Regions from separate parts of the Homo sapiens genome. Here region 2 is linked to region 1. Evidence: chromatin contacts called from ENCODE Hi-C or POLR2A ChIA-PET data. All regions are on one chromosome and are shown on one strand. The core of a region is the stretch at or near the end of the contact, and the rest is flanking DNA. Distances in the headings are between cores, read along the strand shown. Region 1 overlaps CCDC141 (coiled-coil domain containing 141). Region 2 overlaps CCDC141 (coiled-coil domain containing 141).

Region 1 (5,356 bases), core at 1,629-4,128:
CACCAACTATAAGAACTTTTATTATTGAATGAGACTCTCTGAAGTAGATGAGGAATATTAGACTGATTTTATAAAAGAGAAAACTCAAGCTCAAAATGTAAATTGATTTGTCACATGGCCAGTCATTTATTCATTCATCCGACAAAAGTTTTTTGAACCTATGTGACACACAAAGAAGATTAGGACACAATCTCTCTCTAAGGCATACAGAGAAATATTATGGAAATGATACAAAACAAGCAATTAGTGCTGCCTGGAGATGTCTCAGAGGAGGCACTATGTGTAGATGACAAGCCCTTTACACAGCAAGACCTGCCTTCTCAGATATGATGCAGAGATGAAGCTTAAAATTTGTGTTCCTTGTATATTAAAGTAATTAAATTATCTTCTTTCAAAATGGTCAAGTCCCAAGTACCTTGGATCAATATAATCTCCTATGAACAATTTCATGTAGTTGGCCTTGAAACTCTACAGTTTATAATATTTCACTGCTCTTAGTCATTCAAATAATTATTGAACACCCACTAACTAGAAGTCACTGTTCTAGGTGTTCTGGTGAACACAAAGTGAAAAGGACATGTTTCTTACCCTCAAGAAATTTTAATTTAGCAAAAGAAATCTACCCAGAAATAAATATCTATAATACTAAGCAGAATGTGCTTACTGCCAACAGAGAGATGCAACAATCTGATACTGCACATAGAAGAGAAACCAATTAATACACTCTTACGTTAGAAATCCATTGACAGCTTAAATGTGAAAGGTATTCATGAGTGAGGACAATAAAATTGAATGTCTTGATTATCAGACTATTAGATATGAACTGAGTTGTGAGCTCTCATGAGACACTTAAGATGTTAAAGATGTTTCTTTTTCTATAATTTTTCTATGATATATCTATTTTAATAATTGTATGCTAATAATGTAGCCATATTTATCAAATACTTGCTGTGGTTTAAACAGCCTGACCTCTGAGCTCTAAAATCAAAGGTTTCTAAACACTACACTCATCACTCTGTCATAGGGAGTACAGGAAGAGGGTAAATTAAGACATCATCTGTTTCTTGTGGTGAGGTTTGCATCATCATGACTTTTTCAATTCTTAAATATCTCTGCATATATAAAGACATGTTCAGCATAAAATAGAAACTCCTTAGCATGCTATTCAAAATGCTTCCTGATCTCCCCACCTGCTTCTACCACCTTTGTCTCTCATCACTTTAGGTGTACACCCTACATTCCTGGCGAATTGAATTATCTTAGGTTCCCCAAACATGGCATGACTTTGTACCATCCAGCCCTTCCTCGGCCCTTCTTGCCCCATCCTTTCAAACTTATCTCAGTGATCACCTCCTCTGGGGAGCCTTCCTTGACTCTTTTTCCCTGAGCCAGGTTAAGGGTCTCTGCTCTGTGTGTTCTAATGCTTTGGGCTTTCTCCATCATAGCTTTCCCACAACCCAGTGCACCTCTGTTCCCTGGCCTCTCATCTAAACTTGACTGAGAAGGTCTGGAAAGCAGGGATTATATCTTTCATTGCTTTCGCTCAAGTACCCATTTGATGCATGGCAAGAATAGGAACACAACATACTAGCTGAATGCAAATATGGAAGAAGAGAGGGAGGGAACATAAGTGGCTTTAGTTATTTCTAAGAGAAAGGGGAGTTGTTCTGAAAAAGAGGAATTTAAGACAGGCTGCTGAGGAATTATGAAACTGAAAGTAATTATATTTTCCTTGATATCTAATAACATTTAGCCTATTACTTGAATTCATTTATATTACCTCAATAAATTCCTTCTGCATAGTATTTTTTTAGGTACTCTACTTGGGCAGGTTTTCTTAAAATTTCAATCTATACAACAACTGGACCATTTTAATTATTTTTTTTTCATCAGCTGGGCCTAAAATGTGTTTATTTTGAAAATGTTAATATCCCATATATATCACGTATATATAAATGAAAAAAGTATACAAATTCCATGCTTAATTATTTTGTTTGCATCTGAAACAATGATGTTGCTATAAGCATTACTATGGATCACTGTAAATATCTTGAAAAAGCAACATCATCTTCTTAAAGGACATTAATGTTTCAATAGCTATGGCAGAAACAACGGAAGCTATGACAATTGTTACATTTCGAACTACTTTTTGTGTGTTTCTTTGGCCACCCCAACTTTTGCTTCATCTTTGCTTTCAGGCTGACCACCCAAAAATCAGACCATGTTCATAAAATGGATTTGGCCTCAGTTTCCTCTGCTTGCTTTCTTCAATGAAATCATGTGCCTGGAAATGGAAGGCATAGGACACGATACATTATGACCAATCAGTCATGTTTTACAGTTTTGGGTTCAATTGCAGCTGTCCTGTAAATACAGGCTCACCTCATTCTGTTTTTGAAACATATTGTATATTTATCTCTGATTCAAACTACATTCCCTTAACAATGATAAATACGTTTGGGGTGATCAATAAATATCAACCATAGCTTAGCTTGTTTTCTGTGAACACACTAGAAGTATAATAAATAAGATAATCTATAATCCCGAAGGATGAATATTTTGGAGGATCGAGATGAGTTATTCTAATAGGTGCTATATTCATATTTCATGCCATGTTCTCATAAGTCTTAGTAACATCTGATAATTAGAGGAACTTTTCTCCAATCAACTATTAGTCAATGTCGACAACTGACACTTACTTGTATATTCTGCTAAGCGATTTGACAAATAGGTTCATTCACCAAACACATTAGGAAACTCTAAAAAGAACAGGAAGTATATCAGATTCTTGAGTTATATGGCTCACTCCACTTGAATCCAGTGGTTGGTTTACAGCAAGCAGCAAGTTCCTAATGCTGTCTCAACATCGCCACCTGCTGCTCACTCCAGGTCCAAACATCCGTATCTCAAGCCACAGGCTGCCAGACACTTCCTCTGGGTGAGAAACATTCCTGAACCTTGGGTAATCATCAAACCCTAGCAGAATTAAAGGTAATCAATTGCACTCCTGGAGCCACTGGACAAAGGCAGTGGGGGAACTGTTGTCAATGTGGGCAATTAAGTGATAATTATATTTTACTGAATTTCACAAATTTTGTAAGTTTTGTTCTCTGCTATTTATTTTCTAGCATTTAGAACAATGCCTGACACATAGCAGTGGCTCAATAAATATATACTAAATAAGTGAATATCTAAAGAGAAGGGTAATTATTCTCATGAATTCACCTTTAAATAATAAAATAAATTATTGTAAAATATTTCTAGTAAATAATAATATCCCTATCTAGAATTGTTAGAGAGGGGAATGAATGAAAATGAAAGGAGGTGGGGTGTGGTGGCTCACACCTATAATCCCAGCACTTTGGGAGGCCAAGGAGGGTGGATCCCTTGAGCCCAGGAGCTCAAGACAAGCCTGAGCAACATGGCAAAATCCCATCTCTACAAAAAATACAAAAAATTAGCCTGGTATGGTGGAGTCCCAGTTGCCTGGGAGGCTGAGGTGAGAGGATTACCTGAGCCCCGGAGGTCAGGGCTACAGTGAGCTGTGATCATGCCACTGCACTTCAGCCTCGGTGACAGTGAGACCCTGTCCCCACCCCCTGAAAAAAAAAGAAAGAAAGAAAATGAAAGGAAAAGGGGGAAGAGGGACTCCTCAATGATTTTAACCAGGAATATGATAAAACCTGGATGAAAAAAGGAATATATATGATATGAGAAAATTACTAAGTCTATTCTGCAGATAAAATTGGATATTTATTCTTTTTATTTTAACTAAATTCAAAAAAGTAAAAAGTATATTTAAAAAATCATATATTTCACTTTTTACCAAGCAGATATTCAAGCTATCCCACTCACTCATTTATATATTGCCCATTACACTAACAAATTTGATACATTAGTATTTGACATAGAAATTGAAAAAGTATATTGACATAGCTTCAACGAATTTGGAACAAGAAGTTGTTTGCTGAAAAATAATTCCACTTTTCAAGAATGAAATTGATTTTCAAGGAAAGTACCTTTTTGTAAAGTGCTGACTTCACCTTTTATTCCTGCAGTGCTAACATCCAATTTGCATGTGCCGGGAGAGAAAATTCTTCATGGATCTCTGGTGCTCCTACACATCTCACTGGTAGGTCAAGAATACAAGACTCTGATCCCTTTATATCTGGGCCACTTCTCAGTGTTGGGTCTGCAACTAGCAACCTTCAGGATTGAGGTGATGTTGCCCTTCAAGACAAAGAGCAGGCATGCTTCCTATTTGCTGTAAAACTACAGATTCCCCAAGCTTAGGGTTCCTCTCCTGAACCCCACCTGCTGCAGTTGCATATATCCATCTGGGTCCATCTGCATCACTCAGGGGGATTTGGGGCTGGGAGAATTGATGTGGCATGCTGACACTCTGGCTGCTGCTTTGCTATAATCAATCACCTCTGAGCCAGAGGTCAGGTGTCTTCTGCAATCATCCATGAAACTGTGATAAGTTAACATGTTAGCTTGAATGTAGGGTAAAATCTCAAACCCCTCACAGTTCTTGAGAGCATGACTTCCTCTAAGAACAGGAATGTTCACAATTAGGAAACCCAGTGCACTCAAGGCACAACGAAGTGAATTTTCAAGAGGAAAATTCAGTGTTTCGGAGATAATTCATTATATAAACTGAACATAGCTTTTCACTAGTGTAAACAGAATTTTATTCTAGAAAAAACATTTTAAGGGATTTTGAAATTATATTAATTTTAAAACTTCAGTTCTTTATTTAAACTAGGGCTATAAGTGTCAGGCTAAAAATTGGGTAAAGTGGTCAAATTTTTATAAAATTTGGAGGTTTTACAATATAAATAAAAAAGAAAAATACCATTTATAAGCCACAAGAAGAGTTTTCTTCTTTGAGTAGATTTACACGACATAATTTCATCATTTATTTTACTTAATAATATAGTATAAATAATATAGTTATTTTACTTAATAACATAGTAAAAAATTCATTTCAACAGTCATGATTAAACATCTACATTCCAAACTCCAGCTTCTATTTTTGCTGAGGTAGAAATATCCATCATCTTTCACACTGAGTTCTTAGATTTGGAGTCAGAAATTATTTCCTTGATGCTTTGAAAAGGGAGAAAGGATTCTAACACTATTCTGAGTGCCACTTGTCTATAGAACCTGCTATAGTATGGATAAATCCCAGTGGAGCTTATTATAATTTGTATAGTTAGCATGCCATGGCTTTCAAATGATAAAATGGGGAATCTAGAAATCGAAAGTCTTTGTGATTATGAAACATAAATTCTCTACTCCAATCTGACCTGAATTACTGTATGAGTTTGAGAAAGTAACCACTCTCTTCTTC
Region 2 (5,356 bases), core at 1,886-4,385, 54 kb before region 1:
CTCTATATTTAAGAAGGATAAGCATATCGACAGGCAACTCTCTCTTTGTATTATCACCAAAGAGAAGTACAGAGAAAAAAACACCTTCTCAGATTATATGGAGGCATTTAACAGCAAGAGTGAACAATGTCATGGTTGATAAATTTGAGCTAAGATAAGAGAAGTCAGAAAAGCATTAAAATTCTTTTCAATGATAGCAAACAAATTATTTGGGAGGGAATAAAGACTGTGCATGTGCTAGATTATAGAATTGTAATGCAGAAAAATATACTTGCCCTACAAAATGCATGCTTTCTCAAAATGCTTATTTCAAATTCTGCAGACTGTGAAAATAAAGCCTTTATCTTATCTGTAACACATCTTAGAGACATCAACTTTAAAGCCCTAGTGGAATTGCGAACGGAAATTATTATACTGATAGAATTTTTGCATCTGATACACATATACTTAATCAGTGTTGTTTAGTTTATATGGTAAATAAAGTTGTTGAACATTACTTTAAGTTACAAACTAAACCAAGCATAGAGACCGCATGAACCACTTTAACTGATAAATAAATCAGTAATGTTCAGAAAAAGTGAAAAGCTTCAGAATTTGAACATTATTTCTCTATTAGAAACTCAGGGGAATATTTAAAAGATCATATTCAGTTGATATATTTGTGAAATAACTAGTAAGTATTTACATTCTACGGCACTCAATGTTTTAATGTGCGTATGTTTGGTTTTAACAGGAAAGGATAAATAATGTCAATTTTATAAGATTGAGATATAAAGGCGTTATATCCTTAGTAATTTACATAAAATTTTGGCAGGAGTTTTTGCAACTACATATATAATAAGTACATCTGAGGAAACCAGACATTATTGTTTTAAAAAACATCTCAATAATGAGTTACTATTTAATGAGTGCAGAGTTTCTGTTTAGGTTGATAAAAAAGTTCTGCAGATGGATGGTAGTGATGGGTTCACAACAATGTGAATGTACTTAATACCACTAAACTATACACTTAAAACAGTTAAGCTGGTAAATTTCATGCTATGTGCATTTTACCACAATTAAAAATAAAGGGAAAAAATGCCCTGTCACTAACACTTATCCATTGGAAAATAAACTTATATATTCTTCTACTTATATATAAGAATATATAAAATATAGTCATATATTTTTCTCTACTGAAATGTGACATATATCAGAAAACCTTAGTCTAGAGAAAGGAAGAGGGGCTCTGTCATTAACCTGATAACCATTGGATTACATCTGCTTTAAATGGGAAAGTTCAATGTCTATTTGAAACCTATATGATAGAGAAAGGCTGAGATTTAATACTTTAATTCTCAACCATGAGATTTTAAATCTACTTTGGATTAAGAAATTTAAGACTGATAAATGATGAGTGTGATTTGATTTCTGTTTGCTTCAGAACGTGTGCACTTCCACTGAAGATGATTTATAAGGTCAAAGAATGTTCATGACACTATGAGTATGTGAAATGGGATCAAGTTCTTTCTGACACATGAGCTCCCTTGACAAAGTTGCTGGCACTTTTCTCTTTTGGTTTCACTGGAAATCCATTTTAAAACTAAATCTCTGTGCCTTTTTCAACTCAAATTCAGGACTACTGCAGATACAAGTGGAAGGCAGTATGCATGAAACTACCTTCAGCGATTGAAAAATCTTGCCATTCTTAATTTTCTTACCTGCACTTTCCAATATGAAAACTTAACTTCCCATCTAATCCCCACATAACTTGTGGTCATATTTTTAAAGGAACTGAGTGCCATAGTCGCTGGGCTGTGGTATCACTGTTCACACAGCTGTTTCTAACTTTAGTCAACTTGTCAACAATGGGGAATGGCGGGATGGGGCTGAGACAACTGCTCAAGTTGAGCACATAAGTGGAGAAAAACACCCCAAGCTTGGGGTGAGAAAAAGTTTACCCTGTTAGAAATCTTGAAATGGTGTTATAATTCATATTAAAGTTCCTCAAAGTCTTCAGAAAATTAGGGAAAATATATTTTTAATGAATAATTTTATTTTCCCATCTTTTCACATGTTCAGCTCTTCTATATTTACCATAGAATAAACAGACTGAGTTAACATAGCTATAATTAGAAATAAGTTATTAAGATTTAAAAACTATAGCTATTTTGAAATTAGCAGAATGAGCATCTTTGCCAAATTTTCCAGCATGCCGTAAGCCCCTTCTCAGGGTTAGGAATAAACAAAGCTTCTTTGGAAAGAAGCAGAAGGGAAAGAGGCTGATGCCAAGTGAGGCTGGCTTGCTATTGTTAGTCTTGACGAAGCTGGTTGAGCCAGCTTTGGCATAAGAATGTATTATTTATAAGTTTGCTGCTGTCAAGGCCAATTTGTGTGAGGGACATGGGATATTTAAAACAGAAATGCATTTAATGCATTTAAAAAGAAAGCCTTTCCTTAGAACTATGGCACATGTTTGGCCAGAAGCAAAAATATAAAATGACTGGTCAATCTCCACAATGTCCACTTCATGAATGTCATTTCTTGCCTGTCATTTTATTCACTCCAGAAAAAAAGCTTTTTGATGCTCATATTCAGTAACAGAAAGCTGTGATGTTATCACCTCCCAGGGATGCTTCATTCAAAATCAAGAGACCCAAAAGTTCAAAATTTAACCCAAATCATTTGCTACAATTATCAATTATCACTTAGGGAGGCTGAGGCGGGTGGATCACCAGAGGTCAGGAGTTCAAGACCAGCCTGGCCAACATGGTGAAACCCCACCTCTACTAAAAATACAAAAATCAGCTGGGCATGGTGGTGCATGCCTGTAATCACAGCTACTCAGGAGGCTGAGGCAGGAGAATTGCTTGAACCCGGGAGGCAGATGTTGCAGTGAGCCAAGATTGCACCATTGCACTCCAGCCAGGGCAACAGAGCGAGACTCAAAAAAAAAAACAACACTTTTTTTTTTTTTTTTTTTTTTTTTTTTTGGTAGAGGCAGGGTCTCACCATCTTGCCCAGGCTGGACTTGAACTCCTGGGCTCCAGCAATCCTCCTACCTTGGCATCCCAATTGTAGAATATTCAGACTTAGTACCAGAGAGATTTCAGGACAAGACTTTTTGGCCTCCTTCCATTTGGCAACCACTCCCTTGTCTTCTTGTGCTTGAGGCCAGCCGCTAGCGGCTGAAAGTGGGATAACTTGGGAAGACGTGACAATTGCTCTGTCTTAAATTGTAGGTAGCAACAGGCATCAGTAATACATATTTTATCCATTTTGCATGTTTTGTGTCTTCATAATATGTTAAGTTTTGTTTTCTGAACATGATAACCATAATTTTAAACTTCAGCTCTGTTTATTGTTCAGGAAGTTTCCACAGTCATTTTGCAGATGTTAAACACCAAAATGTTAACATTTTAACCTTATGGAATGGATGCTTTTAGAGCAAATTGTAATCTTTCTTATCCTCTTACACATACCATCCAGATGGACCCAGGATGGGGCCCACTAGAGGAATGGCTGTGACTGTGAAGTCCCATGGGTTTTAATGCTATCTAGACTCGAAGTTTCCTGAGGATGTTTGTGCTTTTTTTTTTTTCTTTTCAATAGAGTCTCACTCTCTTGTCCAGGCTAGAGTGCAGTGACGTGATCACAGCTCACTGTAGCCTCAAACTCATGGGCACATGGGATCCCCCTGCCTCAGCATCTCAAGTAATTGAGACTACAGGCACACATCACCATGCTCGGCTAATTTTTAAAAATTTTTTGTAGGGCCGGGCACAGTGGCTCACGCCTGTAATCCCAGCACTTAGGGAGGCTGAGGCAGGTGGGTCACCAGAGGTCAGGAGTTCAAGACCAGCCTGGCCAACATGGTGAAACCCCATCCCCACTAAAAATACGAAAATTAGCTGGGCATGGTGGTGCATGCCTGTAATCACAACTACTCGGGAGGCTGAGGCAGGAAAATTGCTTGAACCCAGGAGGCAGAGGTTGCAGTCAGCCAAGATCGTACCATTGCACTCCAGCCTGGGCGACAGAGTGAGACTCAGTCTCAAAAAAAAAAAAAAAAAAGTTTTTTTTGTAGAGGCAGGGTCTCACCATCTTGCCTAGGCTGGACTGGAACTCCTGGGCTCCAGCAATCCTCCTACCTTGGCATCCCAAAGTGCAGGAAACACAGGTGTGAGCCACTGCTATTTGTATTCTTATGGCTTGGTACACAGAAGCCACATTAACACATTCGTTGAGTGAATATAATGGAGTCCTTTTTAAAGAAAATAATGAATTCAGGTTATAAATCTTGAAAAATAATTATTGTCTGCACTATACCATTGTGCTGCCCTGTTGGGTGTTTTGCCGTCTGTGCAAACTCTTTCTCTGCTTCCTTTCCTGCCAGTGGGTAGCAGTCCATGGTCATTTTGTCAGTGGCAAAGCACTATACAATGTCAGACGGTTTTAATTTTATTGCGTATGTGTCTATAGCAACACTATTCCTCTATTCTAATTTACTGCTACTAATCGACTTGTATCCCTGTAACTCATTTGACTGATTTATTCGAATTGAAAAAAGAATTTGTGCCATTAGAACATGTGACCGATACATGGAACATATATACTAAGTCCTTTTCTGCATAATTCCTGATGGGTAAGATGTTGCTACAGTGGAAAATTTCAGGGTAAGGTAAATAATTATCTGGAAGTTCTATGTGGAAAACTTGAGAACACGGATACCAACCCGATTCTGTCATTACTATTCTTTTCAGCAAAGTAATTGTGATCTGTAATATGAGCCTCGAGTTACAAATTTCCATTAACATCATGTAAATGTAAAGGTACTGTTTTTGGTCAGGTTCAAAGAAGAAAGCATGCTTGATATTTACTTATTACATTTCTAAATGTGGATGTGTAAAGAATGATGTTTCTGTGTCATGTAATATGGCAGAGAATATGTCTACTGTGCTTTGTGTATGAACAACTTATTTATATAGTCAGGCAAGAAAAAATATGAATTATATTCAACATTCAAGCATACAAATGTATCTTTGTGTGAAATGGGTAGGAAAAAGCACAAAGTCTGGCAGTCTGAAGATTATTTTTCTAGTAGGTAGACATGAAGAAAATAAGGTTCTACAATTTCCTATGTCTTCATATGAAATTGGAAAAAAATGGTTTTTTCTCAAAGATAAAGCACAAACTATCATTCGTTGTCTCTAAGGCACATCACATTACATTTTTAAAAATTACATTTAGAACACTTTATTTTGCCTTGAGGTATTGAGTTCTTTTCTAAGGGCTTTCAGTGAAGTTAAGACCATGTAAGTTAGCTACAGCACAGTCAAGAAAGAAATTTTTTTGAAATAACCAAATGAACTGTACT

The links. Hi-C counts contacts between places; a loop is a spot of excess contacts on that map. ChIA-PET counts read pairs that join two places held with the same protein, here RNA polymerase II (POLR2A). Pooled maps may share reads with other maps.
Region 2: a pooled map shows a loop between it and region 1 (2.7-fold over the local background). The contact joins two enhancer-like sites. A Hi-C loop is called at or near these places in 4 of 50 pooled maps. POLR2A ChIA-PET finds 5 or more read pairs at or near these places in 3 of 52 experiments (H1, WTC11 and activated T-cell).

The regions. Positions count from the first base shown.
Region 1 is chr2:178,911,578-178,916,933 of GRCh38, forward strand. The region is part of intron 7 of CCDC141 (coiled-coil domain containing 141); the gene reads right to left. LOC105373766 (a long non-coding RNA gene) reads left to right here. Exons shown (of 4, transcript XR_001739140.2): 3 at 4,059-4,132. Among named protein-coding and RNA genes, the nearest start is that of TTN, 110 kb to the left of the region's middle. Within about 2 kb of position 2,879, at least 3 of the 41 ENCODE cell types and tissues checked have a DNase peak (open chromatin) inside an H3K27ac peak, as active enhancers do.
Region 2 is chr2:178,857,601-178,862,956 of GRCh38, forward strand. All of the region lies in intron 17 of CCDC141 (coiled-coil domain containing 141), which reads right to left. Among named protein-coding and RNA genes, the nearest start is that of TTN, 53 kb to the left of the region's middle. Within about 2 kb of position 3,136, at least 6 of the 41 ENCODE cell types and tissues checked have a DNase peak (open chromatin) inside an H3K27ac peak, as active enhancers do.